Linked DNA regions of Homo sapiens: region 2 is linked to region 1. The links are chromatin loops, found by intact Hi-C in ENCODE. Cell type or tissue: A673. All regions are shown on one strand. Links, peaks and the distances in the headings refer to the core of each region. The heading gives the core; the rest is flanking DNA. Region 1 has its middle 160 kb from the start of REG3G. Region 2 has its middle 45 kb from the start of REG3G.

Region 1 (11,581 bases), core at 3,269-8,268:
ACTCGGGGATAAATCAACAAAAAAGCTTATTAAAGATTGACATTGTGATAAGCACTATGACCAAAATAAAAAGAGTGATAAAATAGTGAGTAAATGGAAGATATCTCTTTAATTGCATGGTCAGGAACTTAAGGAATGAAACTGGCTCAGCCATCCAAAGAGTTGGAAAAAAAAAGAATTTGTAATAGTTTTCTATCTCTGCCTAACGAATTAGCATAAACTTAGTGGCTTAAACAACAACATCCATTAATTAACCTCAGTTCAGTTGGTCAGACAAGAGGCAGCCTCCACAGTGTTTTCTGCTTAAGTACCACAAATTCTTAATTAAGGTGCCGGCTGACTGGGCTTTTATTTACAGATACTTGAAGAATCTGCTTCCAAGCTCATATTCAGATTGTTGGCAGAATCCAATTCCTTAACGACAATATGTTTAAGGTCCCAGGTTTCTTGCGGGAGCAGACCTTGCCTATTCTCAACTTCAGGGATACCCCACTATCTTCAACCCATCAATAGTGCACTGAAACTTACTCATTTGTCAAACATCTTTGACTACTCCTTCCGCCTTTCTTATCTACTGCTATTATAGAAAGTTCTCTGTTTTTACACACTCATCTGATTAGATCACAAGTCCCAAGATAAGCTCTCTTTTTTTAAAGTCAACCATACCATATAGCATAAAACAATCACGGGAGTGATATTTCATCACTTTCTTAAGTTCTGTGAATTTGGAGGCTTGAAAGCTTTGCAGGAATTTTTAGAATTATGCCTACTACAGAATTCTAAACACTAATGGGCACACATAAAAACCTAGTTTGATTTGCAGTTATCTTTGCAGATAGACGGTTTTAAATGCAAAGCCCATGAATGGGTTAAGAGTTACCATTTATAAGATCGTAATTGTTCTCACAGCGCTGAGGATATCTGTAAACAGAGTCATGCTGTGTTGCAAAATTTTGGTCTGATTAGGCACCTTGCCTTGGACTATAAACAAGGGTCAGATATTTCATTTGGTTTCATTGTATTCCAACTTGATCAGCATAGCAGGACTCTAGTCCATTGTCACAACTACTAAGCTTCTCTCCAAGAAAAGCAAAAGGGAATTTGGTTCTGTAGATATTACAGCAGAGGAAGGAATCTTCTCTTCAGGTACAATAAAATAAAATAAAATTGACTGGTTTATTTATGAAACCACATATAATTACAGCATATGTATTAATGAAGAAACTTTTGCTAATTATAGAAGAGAAAATATAGAGCTCCTGGGTGAACAAGAAGTTGGATCTTCTTTGTATATAATATGAAAAGCCAAGCATTATTTTTTCAGTATGTTGTCCATTTTTCCACTTTCTTATCTGTAGAATAAAGTGATATCTACCTATTAAGACTCTAAAACCTAACCCATAAGACATGGGCTAATATACGTGCGTATGCATTGCATCATGCCTACCATATAGTTTTTACTCCAAATGCTAAGTCCTGTTTTTTCCTCCCTGTGTGAAACCAAGGCCTTCTTAACTATAGCAAAATAAAAATGAACTGCTGTCCCTTGTCCCTTTTTATCAAGCATTGTATAAATCTGCATGATTTTAATGTCAAAATGTATTTAAAAATATAGCTTGACATTTACAGGTTGTGTTATATTTTTCTGTGCAGTGCTCTCCAATTAAAGCATTCTAGGTAGGAGTCTGTAATTGACTGCCTGGTTCTTTAAATACTTTCAACACCAAGAAAAGAAGTACTGTGGGGAAAACTCATCATGAAACCAGTTCTCTCAATGCTGGGTGGCAGCTAGAGTGGCAGTTCATGTACCGTAGGGTAGAAAATGAGAAAAAGCTGGCTTGTACATTGGTTTTCTGGAACCAATGCTCAGATACTGAGCATGAAATGATTAAAATGTGGCCACAACAAACAAGAAATGCTTAATTGTATTCTACCTGAGGTGTCATCATTGGGTGTAGTTTCTACCCTGAATTCAAGCTGGAAGTGACTCTTCTCACAAGCATGGAGATAAGTGACTTTTCTACCACTGCAGTTAAGCAGAGAGCCTTAATAGCTGGACAGGAAGACCAAAACCTCAGAGCGGCAGTTCCGACTTCAGTCTCTTCCTCAGCATGTCGCAAAAAGGAAAACCATTCCAGAATGTGGCTTTTAACAATCCTATGTATTATGAAACAGATACTATATAAATTAAAAGCTAATGTTAATATAAAAATTAAAATATTTTATGCATATTACATTTCTTTCTGTGTAATGATATATTTTATCAAATATTTTTATTTACTCATTGTAAATCTCTCCCCATTTTTCACTTAAATGAAGACAGCCTATCTCATAATCTGTATAACTTATAAATTATCTGGCAAGAGAATTGAGACAGGAAAAATAAAATGTTGGGATTTATGGATCTACTATTGTGATATTATAAAGCAAAATTGCAAGTATTCCCAGATCTCCCTAACAAGGATCACTCTAACTACCCCTGGATTCAGAAGAAATCAATAGTGAAGCAAAATTTGTTCCTTGGTCCATAACATATCCTTGTTCATAAGAAAATTCTATCTTAGGTCCATTATAAAAATGATTTAATGATTTAGTCCAAAATAATGCATATTTTTGGAAGCCACAATAGAAGGAAAGTCAAAAGTGATGAGGAAAATAAAACAATTAACAAAGTGAAGATACAATACACAGGATGGGTGAAAATATTTGCAAACCGAACATCTGATAAGGAGTTAATACACAAAATATATAAGGAATTCAAACAACTAAACAGCAAGAAAACAAAAAACCCAGTTAAAAATGAGCAAAGAAGCTGAACAGACATTTTTCAAATGAAGACATACAAATGGCACACAGATCTATTAAAAATGGGTCAAAACCTCTAATCATTAGAGAAATGCAAACTAAAACCACAGTGAGATGTCACCTTACACCTGTTAGAATGGCTACTATAAAAAAGATGAACAATAACATGTATTGAGGGAGGACGTGGAGAAAATAGAACCATTGTATACTGCTGGTGGGAATGTAAATTTCCCCCAATTTACACTGTATTCCCATATTTATTACAGCATTATTAACAATAGCAAAGATATGGAATCAACCTAAGGGTCCATAAATGGATGAATGAATAAAGAAAATGTAGTATATGTACAAAATGGAATATTATTCAGCCTCAAAAAGGAGAGAAATTATATCATTTGTGGTGACACGGCTGAGCCTGGAGGACATTACGCTAAATGAGATAAGCCAGGCACAGAAAGAGAAATAGTGCACAACCTCACTTAGATGTGGAATCTAATAAATTTGAACTCATAGAAGTAGTGAGTAGAATGGTGGTTACAAGGGCCTTGTTGTGGGAGGAGAGACTGAGGAGTTGTTGGTCAAAGGGTATAAAATTTCAGTTAGAAAAGAGGAATATGTTTTTGAGAACAATTGCACAGCAAAATGACCATAGTCAATAATTCCAAAGTAGCTAAGAGTACAAATTTCACAGGTTGCACTACAAAAAATGATTTTAAAAAAGTGAGGGTATGGATACGTTCATTAGCTTTATTTAATTATTTTGTATTGTCTACACGTGTATATAAAACATCATATTGTACCTCATAAACTTATACAATTGTAATTTGTCTATTAAAATAATATAGAATGATGAGGAAATTATTAAAATACAAACTAGAACTAATTCCAGAGGTGATTAATTCTCTGACATTAGTCACAATATCCCTGATACCCAGAAATAAATCAGTGCAAGAAAGCATGAAACAAAAATAGCCAGAGAAACACGAGTCTCAGCAGAAATGAAAAAATTGAGACCCCGATCTCACCACAGTAAAGACCATTCTCCAGTTATATATGGCTTTGTTGGCTTTGGGTCTTGACTGCAGAACAATTGATATTTCCAAAGGTTAAAATGTAGCCAATGTCTCTGCAGGGGCCTATCACTTGCTCCTTGATACATCACCCTCCACACACACCTTCCCAGTCTTATATTGTACTCTTTTCCCTGTCACACAATCTCCTTCACTCTTGCCTGTTGAGTTGTAACCCTAGTGGCTTTGCCGGCTTCCTTTTTCTCCACAGCATTGTTTACAATGTACAATAGTATATATTTCAATTGCGGTTTGTTGACTTTTTTTTTTTTTTTTTTTTTTTTTTGAGATGGAATCTCACTCTTGTCGCCCAGGCTGGAGTGCAGTGGCAAGATCTCGGCTTACTGCAACTTCTGCCTCCCGGGTTCAAGCAATTCTCCTGCCTCAGCCTCCTGAGTAGCTGGGATTACAGGCGCCCGCCACCATGCCTGGCTAATTTTTGTACTTTTAGTAGAGACAGGGTTTCGCCTTGTTGGCCAGGCTGGTCTCGAACTCCTGACCTCAGGTGATCTACCCACCTCGGCCTCCCAAAGTGCTGGGATTACAGGCATGAGCCACCGCGCCCCGCCGTTTTGTTGACTCTTTATCTCATCCAACTAGAACATTAACTCCGTGGGAGCTGGGGATTTTATCCTAGTCTGCAGCACTAAGCACAGCGAAAACAGGGGGCCCTTCGTAATCATTTATCACATGAATGAATTAATATTAAAAAGACAGCAACGTAATCATTCTAAATTAATTATTCTTTCTCCATCTTCTTCCATAAAGATACACAGCAAACAACAACCCCAGAAATTGTTCTAGATAGAAAGATAAGCCATATCAACTTTCAACAAACCATTGAATCAAGATTGTGGTTTCTCAGCAAGCAAACTGCACAGAAGTCACTCATTCCATGATACTTAACCAGCATTATTTCTCTCTGAGTGTCTTTCCAGGTCAATCCTTATCTCACATACCTATTTTAACTGATATTAAATAAAAATTACATATGTTTTTCTGAAAAAAGTTCTACAATTCTGTTCTATTACCTTTGTATTATCTTTCATAATAACATTGTCCTTGTCTTTATTTTCAATTAAGAAATATAAAAATTATCATACATAATTTTTAAATGTATAAATTTCTGCTTGTAAATAACCCTTCATGGGAACATCATGGAGTTTGGATGTGCCTGTGTATATAACCAGGAGATAAAAAGAATGAAATTTATTTTTCTTTTCAGAGCTATTAAGCCTATTGTTCTTTTGTTCTGGTTCTCTGTTGCATCTTGCAATCTATCAGCCTACTTGGCTATGAACCATTTATATGTCCCACAGAATGCATGCTTTGGAGTTGATTATCGTGAGAAGGAAGCAGTATACAGGGTTTTATGTGTAGATTCAAAAGTGTCCAGTGTTTTATTATTTAGTTCTTATAGGTTACAAAAACTAGGAAATCCCAGGTTAAACCTGGAAGGGAAGGTAGAGAATAGGACAACATTGAAAATCATTAATTACAGCTTCACAATTACTCTAGCTCTGAAATCCTGAAATGTAATGCATACAACAATAATTTAGTATCGTTTGATACTACTTATCTTAGTTTTAATATCCAGATTTATTTAGTGTTTGTTTTTCCTACGAGAAAGACTCACATGGAGCGCCTAAAGTTGGGCAGTTTCCCACCATACCTACACAGAGACGCTTATTCCCCCTTGTGGTAGTTGGTTACATTACACGCAAACTCAACATTATTAATTCAGCGACCAGAGTAGCTATTGATTTCATCAATGGAATGAACTATTGCAGTATAATCCAAAATTACTGCTTAGGTTCTCTTTTTTCAGAAATCCTTATGGGCTGAGCAGACAGCATTTCATTATATACCATCCATTTCAAGAAAGTCCTTAGTAACTTTTGGATGTGAAAGTATACTTTCAAGGATTGGAGTAAATGTGACTATCATGCACTTGTGAAGAGGGAAGAGAGAGAAAGAGAGACCATCATGAAGGAGCTAAATTACCAAGGCAGCATTCTGCAAAAAGTTATTCCTAGTTGGGGCCGGTGCGGTGGCTCATGCCTGTAATCCCAGCACTTCGGGAGACCGAGGCGGGTGGATCACGAGGTCAGGAGACAGAGACCATCTTGGCTAACACGGTGAAACCCCATCTCTACTAAGAATACAAAAAAATTAGCCGGGAGTGGTGGCACGCGCCTGTAGTCCCAGCCACTCGGGAGGTTGAGGCAGAAGAATCGCTTGAACTCGGGAGGCGGAGGTTGCAGTGAGTCAAGATCATGCCATTGCACTGAAGCTTGGGCAAAAAGAGCGAAATTACGTCTCAAAAAAAAAAAAAAAAAGTTATTCCTAGCTGGTTTACTTGCAAAGAGAACCATAATCAGGGTTCCATAGTTAGTTGAGGGTCCATTTGGTCTTTTAACTAGAACATTATAGGTGTTGTTGTTTACCTCATGATACTATCAACAATGAAAAAGAGAGAGAAGAATTAATTCAGAAGGATTGAGCCCACACTTTGCTGTGATTTACATATGCAATAAATATCTATTGAGGGCCTGCTATTTGCTTAGGTGAAGACATGAGTTTCTAGTAGTCACATAGAATAAGACATGACTCTCTGGCCTAGAAGTGTGAACTGCCAAACAGCAGTGGGTGTTAAATCTGGAGTTTGGAGGAGTCTTTCTTTCTGAAAAGAAATGGCTTAACATGTGAACTTTTTCTGCATGTAAATGGAAATATTAGTGAAAAGAGTACTTGGAGCACCTTTTGTTAAAACCAGCAACCTCGAAAGCAGAGAGATAGTCATCTTCCTCGTTTTTCAAAGTAGCCCTTCAGTATTTGCACAAATTTACATCCTGCTTTCTTCTAAGCTAGTGTTGTGCAACTGAGGGTCCCTTACCGGGTTGTAGGGTGAATGAACAATGCACCACATATGCATACAGCGAATCTTCTGGTTATAATAGTTTATAGGTTATAATTCAGCATTAGATGTTTTCATACAATAAGTAATGAAAAATCTAGACCAGACTTTGGACCACCCTTAAGTAAAAAAGAAGATTATTGACATTGTCCCTTCCATGGTTGAATTGTTGGAAAACAGTTCACTTTTACTACTGCACCAAATTAGATAAAATTAATCAAAATTGCTTGCTTGCACCACAGTTATACCCAAGTTGCTTAACTAATAACAAATAAATTCACATATAATACAGCAATAAAATAAGCACTAATTAAAGTTTTAGAGAGACCTAGGAAAATAGGTTTAAAATTGTAATATGGCTAGCAGCCCCCAGAACCGTCATGATTTTGTGATGGTATCTCACAAAAGCACCATCAAGAATACATAATAAGAAGAAAACACAAAACATCACCAACAATACCAAGATATGGCATGGCAGAATTTTGGAGTAACTGTAGAAAATATATGACAGGTGGAATTGACATGTAAAAAAACCTATGCAATCTAGCTCTGGCTAAACTCTGTGAAACATGAATCTCTTTAAAATGGCAGGGCTTGGGCAGGCGCGGTGGCTCATGCCTGTAATCCCAGCACTTTGGGAGGCCAAGGCGGGTGGATCACAAGGTCAGGAGTTCAAGAACAGCCTGACCAAGATGGTGAAACCCTGTCTCTACTAAAAATACAAAAAAAAAAAAAAAAAAAATTAGCCAGGCATGGTGGCAGACACCTGTAATCCCAGCTACTCGGGAGGCTGAGGCAGGAGAATCGCTTGAACCCAGGGGCAGAGGTTGCAGTGAGCCGAGATCGCGCCCCTGAACCCCAACCTGGGTGACAGAAAAAGACTCCCTCTCAAAAAAAAAAAAAAAAAAAGAAAAAGAAAAAAATGTCAGGCCTTTTATTCAGGCCTGAATTCACTGTGGGCCCTTATATTCTTCATTATTGCTATGCATGTCTCCACATCGTAAATACCTCCTTATTTGAACTAACTTGATGGAATTTCTGTATTTTATAACCCAGATACTAACTAAAGCACATTTTTATTCTCTTTTTCTTTTCCTGTCTTTAATAGCTCTCACTTAATGTTATAAAAATTCTGGTTTTCTAACTTTAAGCATGTTATCTGTGCACAGTTACACACACATTCACATCAGCAAAGCTGCCGGCATAGTTCTAAAGGCCTGTCCTACTGGCTCATCCAGGAGTTAAATATTCAGAGACAAGACATTGTATAAATCCTACAGGTAGAAGTTGCATGGGAGAACTGAATGCACTAGAATGCCTTATCTCCATCTTTTTCACTTGTCAGACAGCTCTTCATTCTTCAAATCACCTTGCATATTGTATTTTCTGGGAAGATTGCTTTGACAGCCTCCTTCTTCCTACCCCAACAAATGTGTCACACACTGAATCACCTGCCGTGAGTTTGCGCCATGAGAACAGCAATGGCAGCAACAAGAGCAATAGCGAACAATTTTGAGTGCTTAACATGTGCCAAGCAATGTACTAAGTGCTTACACACATTGCCTCACTCAGGCTTCACCAAAACCTCAAGAAATCACAGTATTTTAGAGGTGAAAAAAACTATTATTTTACAGATAAGAAAACTTGAGTTTCAAGCACTGTGGTTAGTACTTTATATTTATTCCTTCATTTTATCATCACAGCGATAGTTTGGAGCTATTGTGAGCCCCACTCTAAAGATGAGAAAATAAATGCTCATAGCAGTTAATTGTCTAATCCCTTACTTTTATCTCCACTATATCTATTATGCCATTTATTTAAACAGAAATGATCTGCTTATGTGTCCACTTCCCCTGTGAATCAGTAAGTTCAAGGGAAGGACTCTGCCCTACTCATCTTTGAATATCAAATTATGTGCTCAGTAAATATCCACTTGCCAATGCAGACTCCTCCCTGATGTGAGTCCTACGATTCTTAAATTTTAAATACTTTTTAGTAAACGAGTAAACACACATGTACTTTTTCTGAAAAAGGCTCTAGAGTTTTTATTTTACCACCACCACATTGCTGTCTCCCCTGGAAATGACCCCCAAGGGATCATTCTTCTAGTGGAGCCAGCCAAAGCCATGGTTGGCTATTGTTGATGACCCTGTCAGGCTTAAGGACAGAAATTCTGCTCTTCTGGAGCCTAAAGTATCAGTCCTTGTTGCTCTTGAGCCTACTAAAAGACTCTAGAACTATGGCCACAAATGCTAGTTGTCCCCAACAATCCATGCACAGTTCCCCACTACTGCAGTGAAAGCTGTAGCAAATAGTAAAAGGTTTGTGTTACTGACCATTTCAAACCTACCTCTACAGGACTAGGGAACACTTACCCTCAGTGCTGGACCTCCTCAGGTCTTTGCAAGCTTTACCCTTAGCCTCCTCTTCCAAGGACTCAGAATGAAAAGAAAATAAATGCAAAGGTAAGCCTCATCGGTGTCCTCAGGTAAGTTCCTTCAGAACGTGAGCAGTAGGGGCACCCTTTCCCTCCAGGACAAAAAGATGCAACATTGCCCAATGATCTCCAAAAGGGAACTACAAAAATATCCACAGTCTTAAATTCTTTCATTTTATCCCTGGTCACCTTGATAATAATATAACATTAGTGAAAATGAAGGTAAAATGGCTATGTATTACCTAAAAGCATATCATGAAAGTTAACATGAAGAACATGTCAACAGACTCCTAATGACATCGTCGTAATGAAGAAAAGCCCTTTTCTTGCAAAGCACCAATGTGGCTGATAAACCGCAGAGGCTCTGCTGTGTGGCGGAGTGATTAAATTTTGCCACCGATGCCAGACAGCATTACTCCTACTGCTTTCATGGCAGAAAACACGTCATCAAACTGTCGGAACGTCACTGAATTTTCCCCAAGTGCTTTTCCTCTCATCTCGATTGAACATCTAAATCTTTTCTCTACACGATAAACAAAAATGAATGGATGAAATATGGCTTTAAATCTCTCTCCACAACAGTGAGCTTTATAATCTTATGAATGAAGCTAGGCCTCTTGTGCTCTCAGGATCTATAGGGACTGATTTATAAATTAACGAGTAATGCATTGATTTTTGCTTATTACTTCTTTGACAAATCTCTTTAGTAAGTTATCTGCATACTCATCCTGGAAAGGCACCCTTCCATATCTGAAGTCTGGCTCTTTTCATAGTGCAGCAGTCAACATCATTGTGAAATGGATTATGATAGACTTTTCTGTCCTTGGAATAAAGAATCCTAAAATCTCTTCATACATTTGTCTCATTATTTCTAGGCTATCAGTAGATGATTTCATTGGCATCAGAAAATAAAGTTTTAAATCCATTGTATTCATCTATTAAAATATATTTTATAATAGATTTTGGATCTGAAGAATTGAGATGTGTTTAACTAACCACATCATTTCATTTCTGAAGCAAACTGTGTAGTGACTTATTAAACAGATTTAAAACTAAAGATACTTTTACTTGGTAATTATGCAAATGGAAAATCCAGAGGAATAGATGTTCAGATTTAGGTTGGATATGTTCCTTGAAGAAGTATATTTACACTTTATGGCACTACTAGAAAATTCTAGAAAATTCTTCTGGAAATGAACCTTTTCTTCTTTCTTCTCTGGGGGAGTTAAGGGTTTTCTTCTTTGTTTTTCTTTTCTTTTTTATTATTATTATTTGGCTTTGTGTTAAGATGCTTTGATCTGATGTTGGAAATGAACGCTAGATACTTCTGTTGACTTCCACCAAATAAGATTGGGGAAATAAAGCAGTTCTTGGGAAAGTCCTTTATAATAATGGTAGGATGTTACTTTTTAAGCTATCAATAGTATAAAGACTTATTTTCTCTTAGTAAGTAACTTACCTAGTTGGAAAGAGGTCAATTAAAAGATTTCTTACATTTTTTCCTGTAAGGCCTAAATTGTCATTGTTAACCAAGGAAACAGGGTCAGGCTTGAAAAATCAAGGAATTCATTATACCTGCTGAACTGAAGTCAAAATTACTAGTTGTTCAACATTAACTTTTCCTAAACTCAAATCTATTTTTATAAACTAAATAATGTTCATATTAGAATTTAACTGATTTTCATTTTTATAACTGGTAGACTAGACTTTCCTTAAACTTTTAGAAATAAAATGAAGGCTTAACCGGATTTGTGAGGATAAAATACATTTTCTTTAACTGTCCTAGAGCAAAGTAGATTAGTCCCCATGTGTTTTTTGTAACAATGCAAATTGTAATTTATCAAAGAAAAATACATACATTGCTTGGTCTTGCAGAAAAGTTCCCTTGAAAGAACCTTTCCAATAAATAAAACTTCCCAAATTAAATAATAATGTTTTGATTTTTTTTCCGAGGGAATCTTGTTTTGTTTTGTTTCTAGTGCTTTTTTTATTTTTCCTTTTTCCCCAGTTCTTTATCATTTGCTATAGATGGCTTATTTTGCATTGATGCAGACTAGGCTGCAAGTTTTGTTTCATTCAGTAAACTAAAAATTATTAATTAAAAAAATAAGATTTGAAAGAAGCTCCCTAGTGGATACAGGCTGCTCACTGTTGTTGTTTGCTGTGTTGCTTTTTAATTCAAAGATGCCAGCAGGGTCAGCCTTACCACCAGTCCCAGTCTGGTTCATGGGGCTGCAAACCATTTTAGGCAGATGAATAAGGGAGGCATCATGCTGAAGTCAGCACACAACACAGATACTCAGCAACACCTACAGGAAAAAGTGGCAGCTTGAACATTTATTTATATTTGTT
Region 2 (11,581 bases), core at 2,470-7,469, 120 kb after region 1:
TATATTATGCATACTTATATATCTATGTATAGTTCCTATTCTTATGGGCTTGAGGTAGTATCTACTTGTGATTTTGATTTGCATTTCAGGTGTTTAGCATCTTTTCATTATTGGCTATTTTGTGTATATTTTTTAGAAAAATATACATTCAGATCATTTGCCCGTATTTTAAGTTGGTTTGTCTGAGCTTTTTGTTGTTGAGTTGTTGAGTTGTAGGAGTCCTTTATATATTCTGGATATCAATTCCTTGTCAGATATATGATTGACAAATATTTTCTCCCATTCCGTGGATTGTCTTTGGGTTGCCTTTTCACTCAGTTTGAGTGTCCTTTGATGCACAGAATATTTCAATTTTATCCAACTTACCTATTTTTTTTATTTTGTTGCCTGTGCTTTTGATATCACATCCAAGATGTCATTGCCAAATAAAATGTTATAAAGTTTTTACCTTATGTCTTCTTTTAAGAATTTAATAGTTTTGGGTTTTGTATATGGGCCTTCCTTCCATTGTGAGTTAATTTGTGCATATGGTGTAAGGTAAAAATCCAACTTTTTTATGTGTGAATATCTAGATTTTCTGATGCCATTTGTTGCAGAAAAAGACTACACTTTCTTCATCATATTTTTGGCAGTCTTGTTGAAAATCACTTGACTATATATGCAAGGGTATATTTCTGGATCTGTATTCTATTTCACTGGCTTATGTGTCTGCTTTTATATCAGTACCACGGTGTTCTGATTACCATAGCCTTATAGTAAGTTTGAAAGCAGGAAGTATAAGATATCCAACTTCATTTTTTTTTCCAAGATTGTTTTGGCTATTCAGGGTTCCTTGAAATTCTATATGAATTTTAGGATGGATTTTTCTATTTCTGAAAGAAAAGTCATCAAGATTTCTATAGAGATTATATGAATCTGTAGGTCTTCATGTGGTATTCACAATTTACCAATATTAGTCTTTCAGTCCATGAACATGGAATGTAGTCCTAATTATTTGTGTTTTCTTTAACTGCTTTCAGCAGTGTTTTGTAGTTTTTAATGTACAGGTCTTTTTCCTCTTTGGTTAGGTTTATTCCTAAGTATTTTACCCTTGTTGATGCTATTATAAATTGAATTGTTTACTTAATTTTTTCTAATTATTTTCTTAGTTTCAAATTGTTCATTGTCACAATATAGAAACACAAGATTTTGTGTCTTGAATTTGCATCGTGCAAATTTGCTGAATTTGTTTATTTATTGATTTATTTATTATTTCTAACAGTTTTTCTGTAATATCTTGGGGTTTTTTAAATATAAAATGTGTTATCTGCAAACAAAAATAATTTTATTTCTTCCTTTCCAATGTAAATACTTTTTATTTTTTTTCCTTGCCTAATTGCTCTGGCTAGGACTTCCAGTACTATGTTGAAAAGAAGTGTCAAAAGCAAATCATCCTTATCTTGCTTCTTAGAGGAAAAGCTTTATAGAATGAGTTAGAAAGCATTTCTTCCTCTTCAAATTTTTGCAACAGTTTGAGAAATATTGGTAGTAATTCTTAAATATTTGGTAGAATTCACCAGTAAAGTAATTTAATATTGGACTTTTCTCTCTTGAAAGGTTTTGGTTATTAATTCAGTCTTTTTAGTAGTTTTAGGTCTATGTCTATTTAGCTTTTCTATTTTTTCATGATTCAGTCTCAGTAGGTTGTATGTTTCTAGGAATTTGTCCATTTCATCTAAATTATTCAATTTGGGTGTACAATTATTCATAGTACACTCTTAAGATTATTTTTATATTTCTGTAAAATCATCCCCTCTTTCATTCCTGATTGTAATTCAAATCTTCTTTCCTCTTAGACAATCTAGCTAAAGTTTATCAAATGTGTTGATCTTTTCAAAGAACCAGCTCTTGGTTTTGTTGATGTTCCCTATTGTTTCTCTATTTTCCATTTTTATTTATTCTCTCTAATCTTTGTTATCTTGAAAATATGTTTGTATAATATAAAATTATATCTCAATATAATTCATTTTTAAAGTTAAGAAATTACCACGTTGTCATTCAATAACTGTACCTAGCTCAGGTTTTGTAAAATACTGTGTGTGAGTGCGTGAGCGAATGAATGAAAGAACAAGTGAGTGAGCAACTGGCCTGCCATTAAAAAATAGGACCGTTTCTCCCTCTCTTCTCAATGGCAAGCCGTTTTCAAGTGGCCTTGCCTCATTGGTTAATATAACTGTTATTGTTTTATATTAAGCAACTATTAAATGGCATGTACTACTCTAGATGCTTCACAAACTTAACATTCCCTCATCCAATCCTCTTTAACGCTGATGTTATTATCCTCACTTTGCACATAGGCAGAAAAATGAGATCTGATGTGATATGTAAGCTCAAGTGACTAATGTATGCCAGTATCAAGAATCAAATTCACTCCTGTCTGATTCTAAAGCTATATATTTTTCCATTCTACCTTTTCTGATTTTGGTATTTCAAGGAATAAAATACCTAGTATATGACTTAGTCTCAGGATTTAGAGAGATAGATACAGGTTACTTTTTGTGATGCAGATTTATGACAAGATTCCCAGAAATGTAGTATAACACATAAGTGTGACCTTATGAGCAGAAAAATCACCTTAGTTTCACTAGTCCACCCTGTTTGGGAACTAGGAAACTTTCAGTGTTACTCAACACAGTAAATTAACCACCGATGGCCCACTTCCTCTTTCTTTACCTAGAAAAAATACTTCCTCAAAAAGAGACTTCTACTGTGCGTGATGATGGTTGCCATTCAACATGCAATTCCTTTGTTGGGAGGAGTTAGCTCTAAGCTACTCCATTGGTGACTGAATTTTAACACGCCAGTCCACATATGACTGCCTATATAATCTAAGTCACTCTGGTTTTGCTATCCCAGGATCCACCTTCTACACAGTGCACACTGCATGAATTATAGAAACTAGACTATGGGAAAGTTGACAGTTGCTTCATTTCTCCAGAAAAGCCACATGCCTGCAGCTGTCAAGGGTAGCCCGACCAATGTACCAGGTCACTAGTTCAACACTTGTGGAGAGTTGAGGGCACTGATCCCCATTCTAAAAGATTCTCAACATAGAGAACTAGAAAATATCAGTCTTAAGAGAGTATTATCAATGTTCCCTGAAGGGATTCATTCTATTTTTGTAAACCCCAACTGGTTTCTTAAATATTTAATCCATCATGCAATCAGAATAGTTGTAATCACCTATCATCAAACTGGAAGAAAATATTATTTTTTACACAAAGAGATCATTGTTTCTTAAAAGCAGTAAATGATACATGCCTGATAAGCAAAAATAATACATTTGTTCAGAGGATTAAGCACTTTGAGATGGATTGTTCAGAGAAAGTTTTGTGGGAAGATTCCAATGTAAAATGGGACTGGGGAAAGCACAACATGAAAGGCAGAGTAGTATTTACAAAGACAAAGGAGGAGCCAACCTTTGATGCTGGTCCTCTAATCCTTACACATTCCTCCCTGCTCAGGGCTTAAAGACTTCTAAAAACTGACTCTTGCTTCTCTCTGCAAGTGTGAGACACAAATTTCTACCACCATTTACTAGCCAAGTGATTCAGGCAACTCATGCAACCCCTCTGCACTTCAGGTGATGAATATATGAAAAGATAATCACATCTGCTAGCAGCTGGGGATTGAAGGACTGTGCGTACAAAAGAAAAAAGCACAGTGCCTGGAATACAGAAACCAGTCAACAAAAGCATTTCCTTTCCCTTGACCTGTTCAGAACTTTTTTTTTCTTTTTTCTTTTTTTTTTTTTTTTGAGATGGAGTCTCTCTTTCTCACCCAGGCTGGAGTGTAGTGGCGTGATCTCAGCTCACTGCAACCTCCGCCTCTGGTGTTCAAGTGATTCTCCTGCCTCAGCGTCCTGAGTAGCTGGGATTACAGGCACCCGCCACCAAGCCAGGCTAATTTTGTATTTTTAGTAGAGATAGGGTTTCACCGTTTTGGCCAGGCTGGTCTCGAACTCCTGACTGCAGGTGATCTGCCTGCCTCAGCCTCCCAAAGTGCTGGGATTACAGGCGTGAGCCACCGTGCCCGGCCGAACTTTTCTTTGCCTAATACCAATGCATTGTAAACGTATGGGAAAAAAGATTAATTGGGTTGCAAGGAGACTTGAGTGCTAGTCTTGCCTTTACCACATAATGAGCTGGGTGGTCTGGGGTGGATAATTTTGGTTTGCCATTGTTGCTTTCTCTTTGAAATGAAGAGGATAGCCAGGAACTCCAAGATTCCTTCCAGCTTATTCATTCATGTCTTTGCATTGCTGAGCATCACCCCAGGGATGTTTTATCATCTCAGGCAGTGAGGAATTGGGATCCCTTGTGTTCCCCTAGCACCCTTTCTATTAACCCGAGAGTGTGCTGGAGGATACTGCTTTTCTGGAGAGCACACACTTCATATTGGGCGACTGTGACACAGGCATCTGAGTGGTCTCTGGCAGGACTTTGCAATATCCGCCCTGGGAAATGGCAAGGGCACCCGAGGACCTGTGAGCTGGCAGGGCCGTGTCACCCCAAAAGACAAGGACTCTGAGAGGAGGTACTTCACCAACACTCTACAGCTGTGTGAAGAAAAAAAGAAAATGGTTGATGAATTTCCACTTTCCACAGAGTAAAGAAATATTTTTATGTTATTTGTTTCCAGCCTGAGCGGGGGGCTTTTCATGCATGACCAAGGAACTCTCCTCCCACAGGTGGGGATACACTGCCACCTGCTGGTCCTCTGCTTCTTTACACAAAGGAACACCTTCCCAAACCAAAGCAATGGTGACTTTCTCGGACAGCATACTTAGATATATCAGAAAATATTGATAGTTACTAACCTATTAATTGTGAATGTCTGATTAAATGTTGAGGGTCTTGTAGAGTTAAATTTCAAGATAATTCCTCTGTGTATACTCAAGCTCACGCAACTAAAAGAGATCTTGACTAAAATTGGCAGCCAAGATTCTTAAGGCTTCCTTCAGCAATTCAATAATTCACTTACGTGTACAAGGAATCTTTCAACATGTGGAAGTATTTTCAATACATTATATCATGTGGGGTTGTTAAAAAAGCTTTATACTTGGAACTTACTACTTAGTATTTGTATATATGCCACATGAAAATAATAAAACTGCATTCTTGTTCAACACTTTTGGCATTGGTATTCTCAGTGATTCAGATTTTCCCTCATTAATCCGCATCATTAGTCTGTGTGATTAATCTTTTACTATTGGAATGGTGCAGAGGTTAAAAGTTAATATGGATATAAATGGAACAAGCTCAGTAATTTTATCAACAAAGTGATTTGAGGCTAAGAGTTCAGGAACATTTTATTTGAAGTGGCTTTTGTGTTTCACTCTCACAGATGGTGTTCTTTGATTCTGGAACCTCAAATTGTTTTAACACATCCCACCATCCCAATGTTCAGTGTATGTGATTGATATGTGTGTCTACCCTGGCAAATAATACTTAAGAGTGAAATGCCAATCTTCCCTTTTCAACCTGAAGTTTGGTCCACAATAAAAATGGCATATAGATTATTATGTAAGCAAATCATTTAGTTCCACATTGTCTTAAACGTTTCCATTTTGAAGCTAGATTTTGGCTTTGGCTTTGCATAAAAAAGGGTCCACTGAAATGTTATGTTTGGCTCTAGGGGGTGCGGATTATTCCATCCCTACAGCAAGAAGAAAAAAAATCATGACATTTCTAGCCAACAAGGCTTTTAAAAATATTGATATCCAGTCTCCGATCACCCTACTTCATAAGCCTAATGGGAGATGAAACGGAACTTACCCGTCTTCAACTTCCCCTCCCCTTTGTGTGCTCTTCCCCTCTCTTTCAAGTACAGTATTCTCCAAAGTTATTGAACCTTAAAGTCAGACTGATAGATGCTTCTGACATGGTGAGAGGGGACCAGCTCTTTCAACCATGTCACATGACAGGAAATCCCACTTCCTCCAGAGAGAAACCTCCATGTGTCCCAACAAGACAAGAACACTCTCAGTGGATGGTCAGGCTACCCATGGGACTCATTTGGTACATATTGCACGTACTCATATTAATCTTCTGATGTGCACCAGCTCCTTATTTTCAAGACTAGGCTGCATGCTCTGGTTTGGGAGGCAGTGCAGTGGGACGAAAGTACTCCCAGCTTTGGAGACATGAACATGGGGTTCCATGCCCCTTCTGTTACTTATTGTCTTTACGGTCCTGGAGAAATAACTTAGCCCCTTTAAGCCTCCATTTCCTCATTCATAAAATTAGGATCACATTACCCACCTCACACAGTTATTGAATGCACAGCAATAACTTTGGTTATATGCCAAGCACTGTCTAAACACCTTATATGAATTAGCTTACCTGATGACCACAACAACCTCTTTAGGATCATCTTCCCCATTTCACGGATAAGGAACCGAGACAAAGGACAGATTAAGTCATTTCCCCCAAGGTCTCAATGCTCAGATATGATAAAGCCTCATATCAAAGCAGGTCTGGCTCCAGAGTTAGAGCTCATCTTGTGACATGGACTCTCAGCCCAGATAACGCCTGGCAATTAGTATATGAGAAATAAATCACAAGCATTTTGTTAGCCAAGCACACAGACCAAGTTTGTGACTTTGCCATCACTCTTGGACATTGTGTTCTATACACAGAGGGCTTTAGGCATTATGTGTTGCTTGCTCATTTTAATACATTTTCCAATAACACGTGTATGCATATGCCTTTAACCCAAGAGTTTCCTTGGGTTGCTGTCACAAAGTACCACTAATGCTGAATGGTTTAAAACAATTGAAATGTATTGTCTCACAGTTTGGGAGGCTGGGAAGTCTGAAATCGAGGTGTTGTCAGGGTCATGTTCACTCTGAAGCTTGGTGGTTTGTGGGCAATCTTTGGCATTCCTTGGTTTGTAAATGCTTCACTCCAATCCTCTGTCATCTGTGTCTGTCTTCACATGGATGTATTCTTATAAGGACACTAGTCATATTGGGTCAGGGGTCCACCCTACTTCATTATGAGCTCATCTTAACTAATTACATCTGCAATGACCTTATCTCCAAAAAGGTCATGTTCTGAGGTATTAGGAGTTGTGACTTTAACATATCTTTGTGGGGAGACACAGTTGAACCCATAAAAAGAGCCATCTCCCCTAGCCATATCTGGATGATCTTAAGCAACTGAAACCAGAAGATAATGAATCAGATAAACCTGAGTTTAAGCTAAATGTGTGTTTTAGGGAAAGATAATGCAGTGACTAAGGTTCAGTTTACTTATCTGTTAAATGAGGATATTTACAGCACCTGCCACAGAGAGTTGATATGATCTTTAAATAAAAAAAAAAAAAAGATACATGAAACACTGAGCACCATGCTTGGCACATGGTAACCCCACAGTCCTACTAGTTGCAGGGGATACATTATGCCTAGTGTCATTGTTTGGAAGCACCTCTACTGAAATTGCTATATCCCCAGCTTTTCTTCCAGCCTCCTTCTGCTCTCCTTTGAAAGACAGTGAACACCCGCCTACCCATAACAGAGTCAGAATAATCACTCTGATTTAAAAGTTAGAAGTTTCACTAGGTTAGCATTTTCCTTGGAGATTTAGCATCCCAGGCTAAGTCAACTTTGCCTCTCATCATTGTCAAATCTGGCTTCTGAACACCCCACCGTGTGAAACAGGAATTGGCTGCAGCATGAAGGTATTGCTGGAGCAATTGCAAGGCAAAGGAAGTGAAAGAAAAAAAAAAACAAAACAAACCAGTGGCTTCAGCTACGTCTGCTGCAGAAGCCAGCCGATGAAAATTAACCCAGCTCTTTAATCACAATCTTCTATCCCAGAATTTTCAGCTGAGAGAAATGATAATCATTTGGTTCATTGATTCTGGGATTAATCACTGAAGTTAATCTTGGCATGTATTGATTCCATTTCTGCTGGCTGTAACTAAAGTGTTCAAATTACTTATTCCAACTCTGACAAGAATAGGTTCCCAAAACAAAGGAAGTCAAAGATGAGCTATTACACCTGACAGCTCTGCACAGCACCCAGTGACAGCACTGACTACCCATCCTTCGGCAAGATGGGCCCCTAATAGGGAAGAATCAAGCACCTGTTCTTGCTATTATACACTGGTGTTTTATAAAGTTGATCCATCAGTGTCTAGAAGAAATGGAGGTGGTTTTATCTTGAAGAATCTGAACTCAAAATCTGGCTGCACAGACAAGCAAATTATGTAGGCAACACAGTAGAACAGGCCGATTTCACCAACTTGACTTTTATCAGAAAACACCAGTATTTGTTACCTTGCAATCCTCCAGAGTTTCCTGGTGCTGACCATTTGCCAGCATAAGCTTCATTGCAAAGCACAATTTGCAAAATAACATGGTGCATTCACCCCTTCCTTAACCTGTGAACTTCAGGCATGATAGTTACAATGAAATATCTTTTATTGAGTATACTTTTGTATGGCATGCTAAAAGAGACAGAGGGGACTTCTATCTTGGTGTTACAGTTGACTAGGTATTCTAAGTGGCCCTGTCACTATAGTACACCTAAATCTTAGGAAGGATACTGACTGCATTTGTAGCTCGGCTGGTTTTAAGAATGTAGGGAAAGCTTCAAAACCTATAAATAGTAAACAGGAACTAGAGGGATAAAAACAATGGGTGTGTGAGTGAGGGATTTAACAATAATACAGGACAGAACTAAAATACTGGACAAAAAGAGTATGTAAATAAGGAAGGAGAACCATTCTAAGTGCCTTATATTAATACAAATGGGGGATTCAGTTCTTGTTTAACTTACGTTTTCTCAACCTCGCACCAATGAAATTTGGAGCTAGCCCATTCTTTGTTGTGAGGGACTGCCCTGCACACTGTAGGATGTTTAACAGGATCTCTGTCCTCTATCCACTACATGGAAGTTGCAGAAAAATGTTTCCAGACATTACCCAACATACCTTGGGGACAAAATCACCACCCCCACTTAAGACGACTAATTTAATTTGACACTTTTTAAGCTAAACATATATGTTAAAATTTCAAAGATAATCAATCAAAGAAATATCCTATATACATTCCATACAAATTGAGAGAAAATTCTATAAAGCAAGAAACGAAAAAACAAAAAAAAAATCTTAACCCAAACAAGGCAAAATGCATACAAAAATGGAACAACTATATATCAGAAAGATGGCAGAAAGCAAGTTCAAATATATCCAGCATAACATCGAGTTCCACTTCCAAAAAGGTGACATGCAGAGCTCTATGGACTCACTTTCCAGCAAAGCAGTCATAACTGGGGAAATTTACATAATGAGAAGCATTTTAAGTCTCTGAAAATTGTACTATGGGCATACAGCAAATAAAAACCACTTTTAAAAAAATCTACTAAATCAGAGTAAAAATAAAAATAAGATATGTGGCACTTGAGTCATGATCTGCTTCCTCCCTCACCCCCACGCTGATAAGTGGCATACTTGACTCTTCATTCTTTGTACACCACTCATCATCACGCTCAGCACGATGGAATCACAGGGAATTGGAAAGTGTGTCAAATAACACCTTGAGGATGCAATCGGCCAAATCAAGAATCGTAGAAATTTTCAGAACAAACGGCATTATTTCTCCAACATATAAATGGCAAGAAAAAAAGAGGAAGAAAACGCCCTGATTTCCCTTCCTCGCCAATATTGTTGCAAGAAATGTGATTCCATTCTCAACTGCCAGGAAAGAATACTGAACTTTGTCTAAGCCTGTCCACCCAATCCTTTTCCCTCACTCCTACGAGTGGTCCACAGGTGATCATGTGATCCAAGGCTTCCAAACAAATAGAACAAATAAATTTCAAACCTTTTTCTGGGAAATGTAAGTCAATGATACACTCTATTCACTCAGACATTTCAGTACACACATGTAAGAGTTCAAACTGCTGAAAATGTTTTAACCATAATAAAAGTAAATCTGAGAGATAAGCTAATAAGCATAGAAAAATGGACAGGGCAACAGCTTCACAAAAGAAAGAAGCTGAGATCTTGAACAAACTGTTCCAAAACCCTATAAGATAACTCTTTATAGCTCAGTTAGCTACTATTTTCCTTTTATTTCAAAGCCAATTTGACTGGAGCTGTTCTATAACTTGCAGAAATACCACCACAGCATTTTAACATAGGTAAAGCCACAGCATTTAGCCACAGCATTTAACGTAGGTAAAAGTCTCTGGAAACAAAGGCACTGGGCTTAAAATTGTTAGGCAATGCCACCTCTTCAAGGAATAGATCAAAAATGAAGGGTCTCTGTCAGAATCTGTTTCATAGAAAAAAAAGAAAAGAATGAAAAGTCAAGTACACCACTTATCAGACACCAGTGTTCCTGATTAAGTCACCCATTATTTTTAAGGAAGAAGAAAATAACAAGCATTCAAAGGCATGAAAACAACTAAGTAAAGAGTTAAACCAGTTGCCAGGTGCATTTCATTTATTTTTAACCAATGTATGTGTTTGATAACTTTTAGGTCTTTGGTACTCCTTATGACTGTTAAGTTATTGTTTCCACTTTTCTGATAGGTTTTTATTCCTGTTTTCAGATTAATTCAACTGTTCAAGTCAATGAATAGATATTGCTTTCCTACTGTGAGGAAGTCAGCACTGCTCAAAAGTGCTGATGGCTCAAAAACAAACATGACTGGTCTCTTCCCTAAGGAACTCATGGGTTAGAAGAGCACACAGACACCATATCAAAACTATCCTCAAACTGTATTCTAACTTCCACGAAAGAGTTACATACAGAGGAGAAGAGTTGGAGATCCTGACTGATACATCACTCAAGACTCATAGTTTATGCAATTATTTTTCCATAAATTGAGCCATCAGCCTATCCCAACAAAAAGCAGTAGGAAAAAATATGACACAGATTACATACCACTTTCCATTTGGACAAGAGAAGCCTGCCTGCGCTTCTCATGTTAGACATCTTATTTGCCAAAACATTTATTTTAAAAGAGGGGAGAAAAAGAAAAGACAGCAACATAAAAATTTGCCTGCATGTCCAAGTTTCCTCTTATCAATAACCTCTGAAAATTTGGACGAAATTTTTATGCTTGCCTCAAACCCTGCCATATTTTCAGTTTCTAAGTCTTGGTTTTGGTTTCTGGTCTCCTCAGATCAGAAGATATCTCATTCTTATACTTTCATGAGATCTAGTAATAATACTAAATTCCATGCCGTCTTCTGACAAAGAGCCGGACTTGGATATGTATTTCAACTCCTCTATATTTGTCTTTTCAAGACACTTCTCAATGATCACTTAATAATCTGTTTTGCAGAGTGTAGTCCATTTTCACACTGCTGATGAAAATATACCTGAGACTGGGAAGAAAAAGAGGTTTAATTGGACTTACAGTTCCACGTGGCTGGGCAGGCCTCAGAATCATGGCATGAGGCGAAAGACACTTCTTACATGGTGGCAGCAACAGAAAAATGAGGAAAGAGCAAAACCAGAAACCCCTGATAAGCCCATGAGATCTCGTGAGACTTATTCATTATCACGAGAATAACATGGGAA

Evidence for each region. Peaks named below come from ENCODE experiments on the same cell type or tissue, not always from the same donor. Only the 100,000 strongest peaks of a DNase experiment are listed, where the experiment ranks them.
Region 2: it touches region 1 in a loop (2.0-fold over the local background); 5 of 110 quality-filtered maps call a loop at or near these places.

Annotation. Positions count from the first base shown.
Region 1 is chr2:78,856,180-78,867,760 of GRCh38, forward strand. No RefSeq gene overlaps it. Among named protein-coding and RNA genes, the nearest start is that of REG3G, 160 kb to the right of the region's middle. In A673, for the core only: CTCF peaks have their summits at 5,581 (motif pointing left) and 5,780; a DNase peak (open chromatin) is centred at 5,562.
Region 2 is chr2:78,975,082-78,986,662 of GRCh38, forward strand. No RefSeq gene overlaps it. Among named protein-coding and RNA genes, the nearest start is that of REG3G, 45 kb to the right of the region's middle. In A673, for the core only: a CTCF peak has its summit at 4,752 (motif pointing left); DNase peaks (open chromatin) are centred at 4,720 and 5,990; H3K27ac peaks cover 1,571 bases.